2 separate regions of the Homo sapiens genome follow, and region 2 is linked to region 1. The links are chromatin loops, found by intact Hi-C in ENCODE. Cell type or tissue: GM12878. All regions are shown on one strand. Links, peaks and the distances in the headings refer to the core of each region. The heading gives the core; the rest is flanking DNA. Region 1 overlaps JAKMIP1 (janus kinase and microtubule interacting protein 1). Region 2 overlaps JAKMIP1 (janus kinase and microtubule interacting protein 1).

The links. A loop is a pair of places that touch in the nucleus more often than their neighbours do. Peaks named below come from ENCODE experiments on the same cell type or tissue, not always from the same donor. Only the 100,000 strongest peaks of a DNase experiment are listed, where the experiment ranks them.
Region 2: a loop joins it to region 1, with 7 times the contacts of the local background. A loop is called at or near these places in 3 of 110 quality-filtered maps.

Annotation. Positions count from the first base shown.
Region 1 is chr4:6,188,380-6,193,751 of GRCh38, reverse strand. The region is part of intron 1 of JAKMIP1 (janus kinase and microtubule interacting protein 1); the gene reads left to right. Among named protein-coding and RNA genes, the nearest start is that of JAKMIP1, 9.5 kb to the left of the region's middle. RefSeq lists an enhancer at 1,942-2,562. In GM12878, for the core only: CTCF peaks have their summits at 1,392 and 2,078 (motif pointing right); no DNase peak of the experiment used is centred there; H3K27ac peaks cover 900 bases.
Region 2 is chr4:6,132,452-6,137,823 of GRCh38, reverse strand. All of the region lies in intron 1 of JAKMIP1 (janus kinase and microtubule interacting protein 1), which reads left to right. Among named protein-coding and RNA genes, the nearest start is that of JAKMIP1, 65 kb to the left of the region's middle. RefSeq lists enhancers at 2,710-2,899, 3,180-3,229. In GM12878, for the core only: a CTCF peak has its summit at 3,062; a DNase peak (open chromatin) is centred at 3,033.

The DNA of each region.
Region 1 (5,372 bases), core at 167-5,166:
CCCATGATCAGCATCGTGCTGGGGGCTCCCAGCCTTGACTTGTCCTTGAAACCTGCAGAATGGTTGTCGGCTCCTCATTTTCCAAGCAAGAGCATGGGAGCACCCCGAGGCAGGAGGGACGATGCGGGAGCCAGCCGAGTGCCCCAGAGAGGCAGCTGGCACAGCGCAGGGAGCCCTGGCTGCCTTTCTTTCGGTTGCAGAAACATGCTGGATTCTTGCTGCTCAGAGCGCTTGTGTGAGCTGCTTGCTGCCTGGAATGTTCATCCCTACCCTGGCCCAGACTGGCTTCTTTTCATCCCTCACGTCTGTATTAGTCAGGGTTCTCTAGAGAGACAGAACTAATCGGATATATGTGTATATGAAAAGGAGTTTATTAAGGAGAATTGACTCACCGATCACAAGGTAAAGTCTCACGATGGGCTGTCTGCAAGTTGAGGAGCAAAGAAACCAGTGGCGGATCAGTCTGAATCCCAAAACCTCAAAAGTACAGAATCCAACAGCACAGCCTTCAGCCTGTGGCCAAAGGCCTTAGAGCCCCTGGCAAACCACTGGTGTAGGTCCAAGAGTCCAAAAGCTGAAGAACTTGCAGTCTGATGTCCGAGGGCAGGAAGCATCCAGCATGGGAGAAAGATGGGGCCAGAAGACTCAGCAAGTTTGCTCTTCCATCTTCTCCTGCCTGCTTTATTCTAGCCACGCTGGCAGCCGATTAGATGGTGCCCACCCACACTGAGGGTGGGTCTGCCTCTCCCAGTCCACTGACTCAATTGTTAATCTCTTTTGGGAACACCCTCACAGACACACCCAGGAACAATACTTTGCATCCTTCACCAATCAAGTTGACACTCAATATTAACCATCACAATGTCTCAGCCTAAATTTCTCCTCCTTGGGGAGGTCTTTGACTGTCCCAGATAGCGGCTGTGCCCCTGGTTCCCATCAGTACCCTGTTTGCTTTTGAGAATCATCATGATCTGAAATGATTTTATTCTCATTTCCCCTCCCCAGAAGCTAGAATCAAGCACTATGAGGGCAGGAACCCTGCCTGTGGGGTTTCTCCTCCTCTGTCAGCCTTGGGCATTGGCACAGAGCAGGTGTGCAATAAGTAATCACTGCTATTGACTTAATTTCCGAACTCCACCCTGCTAGCTCTGTGATCGAGTGCTCGTTCCTTCATCTTTCTGAGCTTCACTTCCTTCTTTTGTGAAATAAAGAGAATGTCCCTATCTCTTGGGGTTGGTTTTGGATGTAGACCAAAACCAAAACAGGCTCAGTGGCGTCTGCGTGCAGTGGGTGTTTGTCAGCCGGTGCTGCTGCTGGTGTTACTTGTGGAAGTCATGGTCATTGTGATTGTGAATGAGTTTCCTAATGCCAGGTGACTCATACACTTGTCCTGAGGCCACCAGGGGACCTCCTGGAGCTGAGCTGTCCCATTCCAGTAGCCACTCGCCGGTAGGGGCTATTGAGCACTGCAATGCGGCTCCTGTGGACTGAGATGGACTGTGAGTGAAAAATACACCCTGGCCAGGCGCGGTGGCTCACGCCTGTAATCCCAGCACTTTGGGAGGCTGAGGAGGGTGGATCACCTGAGGTCAGGAGTTCAAGACCAGCCTGGCCAACATGGTGAAACCCCATCTCTACTGAAAATACAAAAATTAGCTGGGCATGGTGGCACACGCCTGTAATCCCAACTACTCGGGAGGCTGAGGCAGGAGAATAGCTCAAACCCGGGAGGCGGAGGTTGTAATGAGCCAAGATTGGGCCATTGCACTCCAGCCTGGGTGACAAGAGCGAAACTCCATCTCAAAATAAATAAATAAATAAATAAATAAATAAATAAAATGCACTCCTGGGCTTGAAGACGTATGAAAAAAACGGAATGTAAAATATCTTAGTAATAATTTTCACATGAATTTTACTTCAAAATAATGCTATTTTGTATATATTGGGCTAAATGAAATGTATTATTAATTTCATCTTCTTTTTACCTTTTAAAATGTGGCTAGTGAAACTGTGAAATTACACGTGGCGTGCATGTTGTATTCCACTGGGCCTTGCTGCTGTAGCTGTAAGCTCCAGAGGGCAGCAGGGTCCAGGCTCAGGTCTATGGGGCTTACCCTCCAGCTCTGCCTTCTATGAGGTCTGTGACCTCAGGCAAGTTAATGAAATGGTTTTTGTGCTTCAGTTTCCTCCTCTGTAAACAAGAAGCTCAGCCTGATGACAAACAATGACAGTGCACCTTTGAGGGCCACCTTGTGCGCTGCGAGGATCTGGGTCCCCATGAGGACAAGGGGTGGCAAGGTCTTTGCCCACAGCAGCTTACGTTCTGGGGGAGGGGAGACCCATAGCCTCCACAGGTGAAATACAGAGGCTGACCCAGCCACTAAGGCCCGTGATGAGTTCTCTGAGGGCCTCAGGAGGGACATGCAGGGGACAGTCACACTGGCGGTGGGAGCTGTGTCTCTGGCTGTGAGCCCTCGGGAAGGCCTGGTGAGGAGCGCAGGGGTAGAGCTGTCTGGAGTCTGGAGCCTGACACACACTGGGGTCTCACTCACTGGCATCCACGCCCATGACTTTGGCGTGGCCCAAGAGTGTCGGGCCACTCTATTGCCTCTTGGCCACTCAGTGGCTCTAGCCTGTGTAAGTCTTTTGCAATATTAATTGCACCAGGATTGAAGAGTTTCCAACCTCACGTTCATTTTCTGCACTCCCTGCATCCCCCAGTATGGGCAAAGCTGCTGTTTGTCCCCATCCTGGAACTGCCCCACACCAGCTCTGATTGCCGAGGGCAGTTGACTCTCAGGATGTGGTGCAGGCCGCCTGTGCTCTTGTTTGATGCAACCTCTCTGCTCTGGACCCCATCTCCACTGCTTTCTGTCAGACCCAGGAGGGGACTATGGGCCGAGTTCCCAACCCAGCCAGGAGCCACAAGGGAGACATGTCACATCACCCTGGGAGCTCTGGCGTCCTGGGGTATCACCCCATCCCTGTCACTGGGTGTGTGTGCTTGTTCCACATGGAGAGATGCCGGGGGGCAACTTTGTCCTGAGATTTGCAGGCGTCAGCTAACACTGTCATCCTTATTTTCCTTGTGCACACCTGCCCTCAGGTGCCTGGCATCGTGCCGCCTGCTGGGGTTGGGGGTGGGAGGCGGGGTGTGCTCAGCAGACCTTCCTCCCCAGGCCTCTCCTTGGACCTCCACCACCTCATTGCTGGGGAGTGAGTGACTTATCTGAGCTTGCACAGGTGGAAATGGCAGTGGCGGGTTCAGCCTACCTCTGGCTGCTCCTAAGGGTGCTGTTCACTTATGGAAAGAGTGTAGGATGAGCAAGTCTAGAGAGGAAAAGTGCAATATGGGGACTTTGTTAATACAATTGCATTTATTGGGGGTTTTTGTTGAATAAGTAGATTTTAGCTGCTCTTGCAACAAAACATGTGTAACTATGTTAGATAGAGATATGTTAATCTGCTTCACTATAGTAACCATCTTATGATCTATATGCAGCCTGTAACGTCATGTTGTAAATTTAGCCTGGCATTGCAGCCCCCCCCATGGCCTGCTCCCAATTCAGCTCCCATCATTTCCCCCATGAACCATAGCCCTCTCCTGAGAACTGCTCCTCGGGTGCCACTTCTCCATCCTTCTTGGGCCCCAGGAGTGGGGAGACACCCGCTGACTTCCTCTACAAAGGAGGATTGAGTGAATGAAGTCATTGGGGCTAGATTCAGACAGGCCCAGGGGCAGGGGAATGGACTAATGGGGCTTTCTTCTCTCCTCTGATTTTGCCAGTGTGGCATGGCCCACGCTGCCTCCCTCTCCTGCCACGCCTGCAGCAGAGCCTGTGTCTAGCTACACAGTCCCCCGGCTGCTCTCGACTGAGCCAGGCCTTTGCACATGCTGTTCCCTTTGATAGATCTGCCTGTTCGCCTCCCCCACCCCATCCACTTGTGCTTAAGATCCATCATGCGCCTTCCTTCAGAAAACTCCATCCCCAGGCTGGGCCAGGTAGGGCCAGGCATAACCCCAGGGCCCTCACTGCCCTACGCCACCCTCTGCCCTAGCCACTGTGTATTGCAGCTGCCAGTGACTTGTCTGACTCCTCCATTAGACAGAGGGCTCTGTGAGGGTAGGAATGCTTTCTGATTCACACTGGGACTCCCACAGCCTGGCCAGGGCAATGTGCACAGTAGGTGGTTAATAGATTTTTGGCTTTTGGTCTCAGATTCCCATAATGTCAGTGTTGGGAGGGACCTTAGCAGGATCACAGTATGTTCTCGCCATTGCTTGCATCAGGTCCACTCTGCGCTGAAAAAAAATTCACTCTGTTCTCTGCAGAAGCCACCTCTAGTGACAGTCAATTGTCTGAGCCTCAGATACTATAATGCTTGGGGTGGGAATACCCCTGATTGTTGTATCAGTCCAGAGATGAGATTTGCGAAGGTTCTGTAAAACTCAAAGTTTCCCTTTCCCTCTTCAGACTGGCATTTCGCTACCTTACGGTGCAGCCTGCTTTTAGTTTAAGGCAGCAGAAAAATGTTAGAATGCTGTTCTTCAGAAACAAACTGCATTCCTGTGGTCCCGGAAGGTCACATTTCTTATTCCATTAGCCTGGTTTTTCTCTTTCTCCCAAGCCATACCCTCCGAATGCACTGTGGAAGACAAACCTTCTTTCTGGATGTTGGCAGGACTGCTTTGTTGGACCAGGGCGCTGGGTGAGTGAGCTCATTATGCCCGGCAGTAATTGGATTTCCTCAGCAAGTCTTGGAGCCTTCCAGGCTCAGGGCTTGACGAGGTTCTTTTTGCAAACCAGATATCTTATTTTGAAAAAGGGCCTGGATGCCCCCACATTGTGCCTAATCTATTTAAACCACTGGGCAGATGGGTGCTTTCCTGACATGATCTATCTCTCCCAGGAAGTACCATAGGCACCCAGGATGAACCAAGTCTGTGAGAGCCTGTGTATTGCAGAGCCCCGGATTTTTCTATAGGGACAAATGCAAGACACTTCAGACTGAAGACACAAACAAGTCTTATTGCTGGATAGGATATTAAAAATTGGGGTGCTCTAGCCAGAAGATGGGGGAGGGATGCAGGTGCCCCAAACCTCAGGTGCCCCAGATTAATAAGTTGCTAATTTGGAATTTCACGATTCATTTGCTCCTGGGTTGTAGCTTCCCTTCATCATTGTGAGTGAGCAGAGGGCTTTGGGGGTATGCTAAGAGGTCAAGTGGCAAGGAGGTTTGGGGTGTATTAAGTCACTCTTAGGTAGGGATGTGGGCTGAACATTTTGGGGTGGTGTCTTATCTGTTTATTGTTGGAAGTGGAGAAAGGACCTCTCCTTATCAGAACCTCCTGTGCAGGTGTCTGTGAGAAC
Region 2 (5,372 bases), core at 296-5,295, 56 kb after region 1:
CCAGTGGGCACCTTGTCCTATCCCCACCTGGCTCTCACTTGTGTTCAGGTCAGGCCTGTGTGATTGAAGGACTGATGAATTGAATGAATGATGGAACCTAAGTGATGTGCAGAGCCCTAGCTCCAAGGGAGTCTCAGAGATATGGTTTGTGGCTCTTTAGCCTCCGCATTTCAGGATAGCTCATTTGGTCCCCTGTGGGGGTCATTGCCTCCAGGTGCGGAGAGAGTGTGGATTGGCTGAAAAAGAGCGTCTCTCGAGTGAGGCCATCTGGAACGTTCAACCAAATCACAGCTCCTGATTTCCCTGAGCAAAGGACTTGAAGGGGGTTCCTACTTAGCACGTCTGCTGTCACCCAGGGTGTGAGACGACTTTTCAGGAACTGTATCAGGTGTGACGTGATTAAGGTTCCATGGGCCAGAGCCGTGAATTTCCTGACTCCCAGCGAAGGTACGGGAACAGTGCCGTCTAAAGCTGATCCGTCTGTTAGGAAAATGCCAGCGCGTGCCGTCTTGCAGCCACTGTGGCTGCTGTGGCTCAGTGGGCCCTGGTGAGCCCGGCTGCTGGCACGGGGAAGCCAGGACCTGGCATAGCACATGTCCTGTCAGGTGGAGGAGGCAGAGCTGCATGTGGCTCGATTCCAAGCCCTATGGGGGAGGCTCTGCAAGGCAAGGGAGCATGCAGCACCTTACCATGAAAATAGGGAGGGGGTGTTGAGGAGGAAGAGTGATTATTCCCTCGGTGGGGGCACATCGGAGGGGACACCGTGTAGGAGTTTGATTACTGGTGCAGAGGAGGACTGGAGGGAATAGGCTGCAGAGTCCCAGGGGCCTGGTGGAATCCTGGCTCCCCATGCCACCTCCCTGAGCCTCAGTTTCCTCATCTGTACAATGGCATGGTCAGTGGAATCCCATGCGCTTGCCAAACTTCAACGCAACTGTGTCTAAATGCCTGTTATGTGATGGGTAGTGCCGCTGCTGGTAACTAGCTTTTTGCTTTCTGCCAGTGGTTCTCGAGGGCTTTCTGTGTAGTCAGGACCCCCACGATGTGGGTTGTGGTCAGCTGGCTGGACTGGACAGGGAGGAAGTTCTTGTTATTTATTTATTTTTCCTGGGCAGGCCATTTCTTGGAATTCCAGATTCTTTAGTGTGGCTCCTGACTGGGTGCTAATCACCATGAAAAATCAGAAAAGTAGGCAAGAAAAGGATAGTCGAGCAAGGTGCAGGTGACACGAGCCATCCTTGGTTGTGTGACCGTGGACAGGAACTTAGTCGCTCAGTGCCCAAATTGTCTCAGATACAAAATATGGGAAGCGAGGCCTCCCTCTTGGGACCTTGAGAGATTAAATAGATCACTCTGGACTGATACCGAGTTCCTTCCAGCAGGTCCCTCAACGTCGTGGCTTTGCTTCCTTCATTCCTGCTCCCAGTGGGAGATATTATCACTAGGGTACTGATTTGTCAGAAGTACTTAAATATTCCCATGGTCTTTTGGGTTCAAGCAGACTGAAATATGGATTCACAGATGCCTGCATTTAGACGTCAAGCACTTTGGTACATGTTATTTATGTATTTATTTATTTACTTTGAGTCTCACTCTGTTGGCCAGGCTGGAGTGCAGTGGTGTGATCTCGGCTCACTGCAACCTCCATTTCCTGGGTTCAAGTGATTCTCCTGCCTCAGCCTCCCCAGCAGCTGGGAATACAGGAACCCACCACCATGCCCGGCCAATTTTTGTATCTTTAGTAGAGATGGGGTTTCACCCTGTTCGCCAGGCTGATCTTGAACTCCTGACCTCAAGTGATCCACCCACCTTGGCCTCTCAAAGTGCTGGGATTACAGGTGTGAGCCACTGTGCCCAGCCTCGGTCCATGTTGAAGGGACACTTCATTCACTCCTTATTTTTGCTGTCCCCCCCCACCTCTCCCCCCACCATTTCTTAAGTCCTCTGACACCAGCCTCTGCCAAGGTGTTAGGTGGCTATCTGAAACTGTTAGTAAGAAGTTCTGTGTGAGCCAGCATTGTGCTGGGCAGTGTGGTTTAGGGGAAGAACCAGTGGGATGGGCCTTAGAAGGCTTGGGTTCAAGTCCAGGCTGGCTGTGGCTCTCAGAGCCTCTGGTTTGTCATAGGTAACATGGGGCAAGAAGCAACTTCTCAGCGGGGGTGGTATGGTTGATGCAGTGGTATGCAGGGAACTAGATTATTTTAATCTGCAAAATGCTGTGTATGCGATGGCTTTTTTATCAAGGCTAGGCCAGGCTGGACCTGGGAAATCCCCGTCCGTGGAGTGGGGTCGGGCAGCTCAAGGAGCATCTCTGTATCAGTCTTCAGGGGCTGCCATGATGGACTCCACAGACTGGGCGGCTCACACCACAGACATTTGCTCCCAATTCTGGAGACTGGAAGTCCGAGATCAAGCTGCCACCAGGGTTGGTTTCTTCCGAAGCCTCTCTCCTTGGCTTGTAGACGGCCGTCTTCTCCCCATGTCCTCACATGGTCTTCCTTCTATGTGTCTGTGTCCTATTTTCCTCGTATTGTTAGGACATCCGTCATCTTGGATTAGGTCCCACCCTAATCCACAGCCCCATTTTACCTAACTTACCTCCATAAAGACCTTGTCTCCAAACATGAAGTCCTGAGGTGCTGGGGGTTGGGGATTCAACATAAGAATTTTGGAGGGACACGAGTCAGCCCATATACCATGGCTTGAGAATGGGAGAGGATGGGGAGGAGTGGCCCCCATGGAGACTGAGCAGCTCTGCCCCAACGATACCAGACCAGAGATACACGAGCCCTACACCTGCCATCTCTACATGTCCAGGGCCTGCCAGGGAGCCCAGACGCTGTCTTGTGTGTGGAGTCCCCAGCTAGAAGACACTTCTCTTGCCTCTGGGCATCCACCGTGGTTTATCTGCATCTACACTGCGTGTTTTGGGCTGTCTTTATTTATGCATGCGCCACCCTCCCATGCTAGGCTTGAGGCTCTGGTGGGGGAGAGAGGATGTGGCTCATCTCTGCCTCCCCAGGCCTGGTGCAGTATTTGCATGTGTGAAAGAGGGCATTGTGGCACCATCGTGTGGACAGATTGAGTCCATTTCACAGGCACTCAAGAGCTGCTTTGATTCTGGCAGACACCGAGCCAGGCTCTTGGGAGGTTGAGGCAACAGGCCTGGCTGTCATGGGCACCGAGTCTGGTGGCGGGGATGGGCAACACCAGCACAGCGTGATCAGAGCTGTGAGACAGGGAAGCTTGAGGAACTATTGGTATGCAGAGGAAGCCCTTGACCCAGCCTAGGGGTGGGAAGTGGTGCCAGCTAAAGCATCCCAGAGGAGGTGATGCCCAAGCTGAATTTTAAAGAAGATGAACAGGTGGAAAAGACGGGGAGGGGCATTTCAAGAAGAGAGCATCAGTCAGGTTTGATGAGGCAAGGCTGCAGTAACAAAGAAACCCCAAAAGGTCTGTATATTAGTCTGTTCTCACATTGCTATAAAGATACTACCTGAGACTGGGTCATTTATAAAGAAAAGCGGTTTAATGACTCACAGTTCCACATGGCTGGGGAGGCCTCAGGAAACTTACAATCATGGTGGAAGGGGAAAGGGCATGTCTTACATGGCGGCAGGCGGGAGACAGCGAGTATGTGAAGGAGGAACTGTCAAACACTTATAAAACCATCAGATCTTGTGAGAACTCATTCACTATCATGAGAACAGCATGGGGGAACTGCCCCTGTGATCCAGTCACCTTCCTCCAGGCATCTCCCTCGACCTGGGGATCAGGGGGATTACAATTTAAGATGAGATTTGGGTGGGCACACAAAGCCTAACCATATCAGTCCATTCTAATTCACACATGCTCTAGTGCAGGCCCACTCCAGTGGGTGATTCAGGGATCCAGCCCCCTCCGTCTGGTCATCCAACCATCTCAATGCATGGCTTCAAAGGTCCCTGCAGCCAAGAAGAGAGAGAAGAGTGATGTGAGCTTTTAAGAGCTTTAGCCCAGAAGTGACACAGGTCAGGTCTAGTCATATGACCCCTACCTCCTGCAAGGGAATCTGGGAAATGTCAGGAACTGTGTGGCAGATTTGCCAAGGACACCGTGGGGAACACACTTGCTGGGGTGCCAAGGCCAGGAGGACACATTGTTGTTGGGAAGCATGGTCCCAGGGCAAAATTAGCTTTGCAAGAAACTTGGTAAAACAATGATTCTCCCTCCATGCGCCCCCTGCCCACCACCCACTATCAGGCATTAACATCATGGCTAGAAACTAGACCCACAGAAGGAACAGAGTTGCAGAGGGGAGATGAATGAATCTGCTTGCGTCAGGCTGGGAAGGATTAATTTCTTTGAGAACTCTTGTTCATTTGCTTTTTAAGGAATTGAGTTTAACATGGGCTCTGTCTCTCTATTGCTCTCCTTCCCTCCCTCTGAAAGTATAAATAATACGGAGTACTTGTTCTAACCTTTTTCATATGGAAACAAAATGTTTATGGTTGTACGTCTTCTAAGGCTTTCAAAGAGCTTGTGCTCGAAGTCACCATCCCCATTATCAATGGAGGTACCTTGGCACTGAGCAGGAGCGGAGGTCTGCCTATAGAATATTCAGGAGCTTAGCTAACTTTAAAATTCTGGCTGGCATGGGCATTGTCTTTGTGATTTTCATTCAGATTTGTCATTATGAGGTTTTTTTGGTGTTCTGTTGGGCCATATTATTTCATTATGAGCTCCTTGAGTATCATTTTTATAATGACATTTTTATCTGATTGAATTTATTACAAAGATCTTTTTTTAATTAAAAAAAATAAGGCTTGCTTTTTTGGTTGTAGTTTAGAGATTGTGTCAACACCAAGAGATGAACAGTGGCTGGGAATTAATTGCTGCTTGCATTTCCCTTAATTGACTATGAATGTGTAGAAGTTGGCTGGCTTTGTGCATGCGAGTCTTGAAATGCAGTGCTTTCTTGTAGCACAGAAACAAATAACACAAGTTGTGCCTTGTTTTTTGATCCACCCCAACAGTCTCTTTTATTGGTGTATTTAGACCGTTGACATTTAAAGTGATTATTGATAGAGGTGGATTAATATCTATAGTATTTGTTACTATTTTCTGTTTGTGACCCTTAATCTTTGTTTCTATTTTTGTCTTCTACTCCTTTTCTGCTTTCTTTTTTTTTTTTTTTATTTTTGAGGCAATGTCTGGCTCTGTCACACAGGCTGGAGTGCAGTGGTGAGATCTCAGCTCACTGCAACCTCCACATCCCAGATTCAAGCGATCCTCCTGCCTCAGCCTCCCAAGTAGCTGCGACTACCGGTGTGCACCACCACTCCTGGCTAATTTTTGTATTTTTAGTAGAGACGGGGTTTCACCATGTTGGC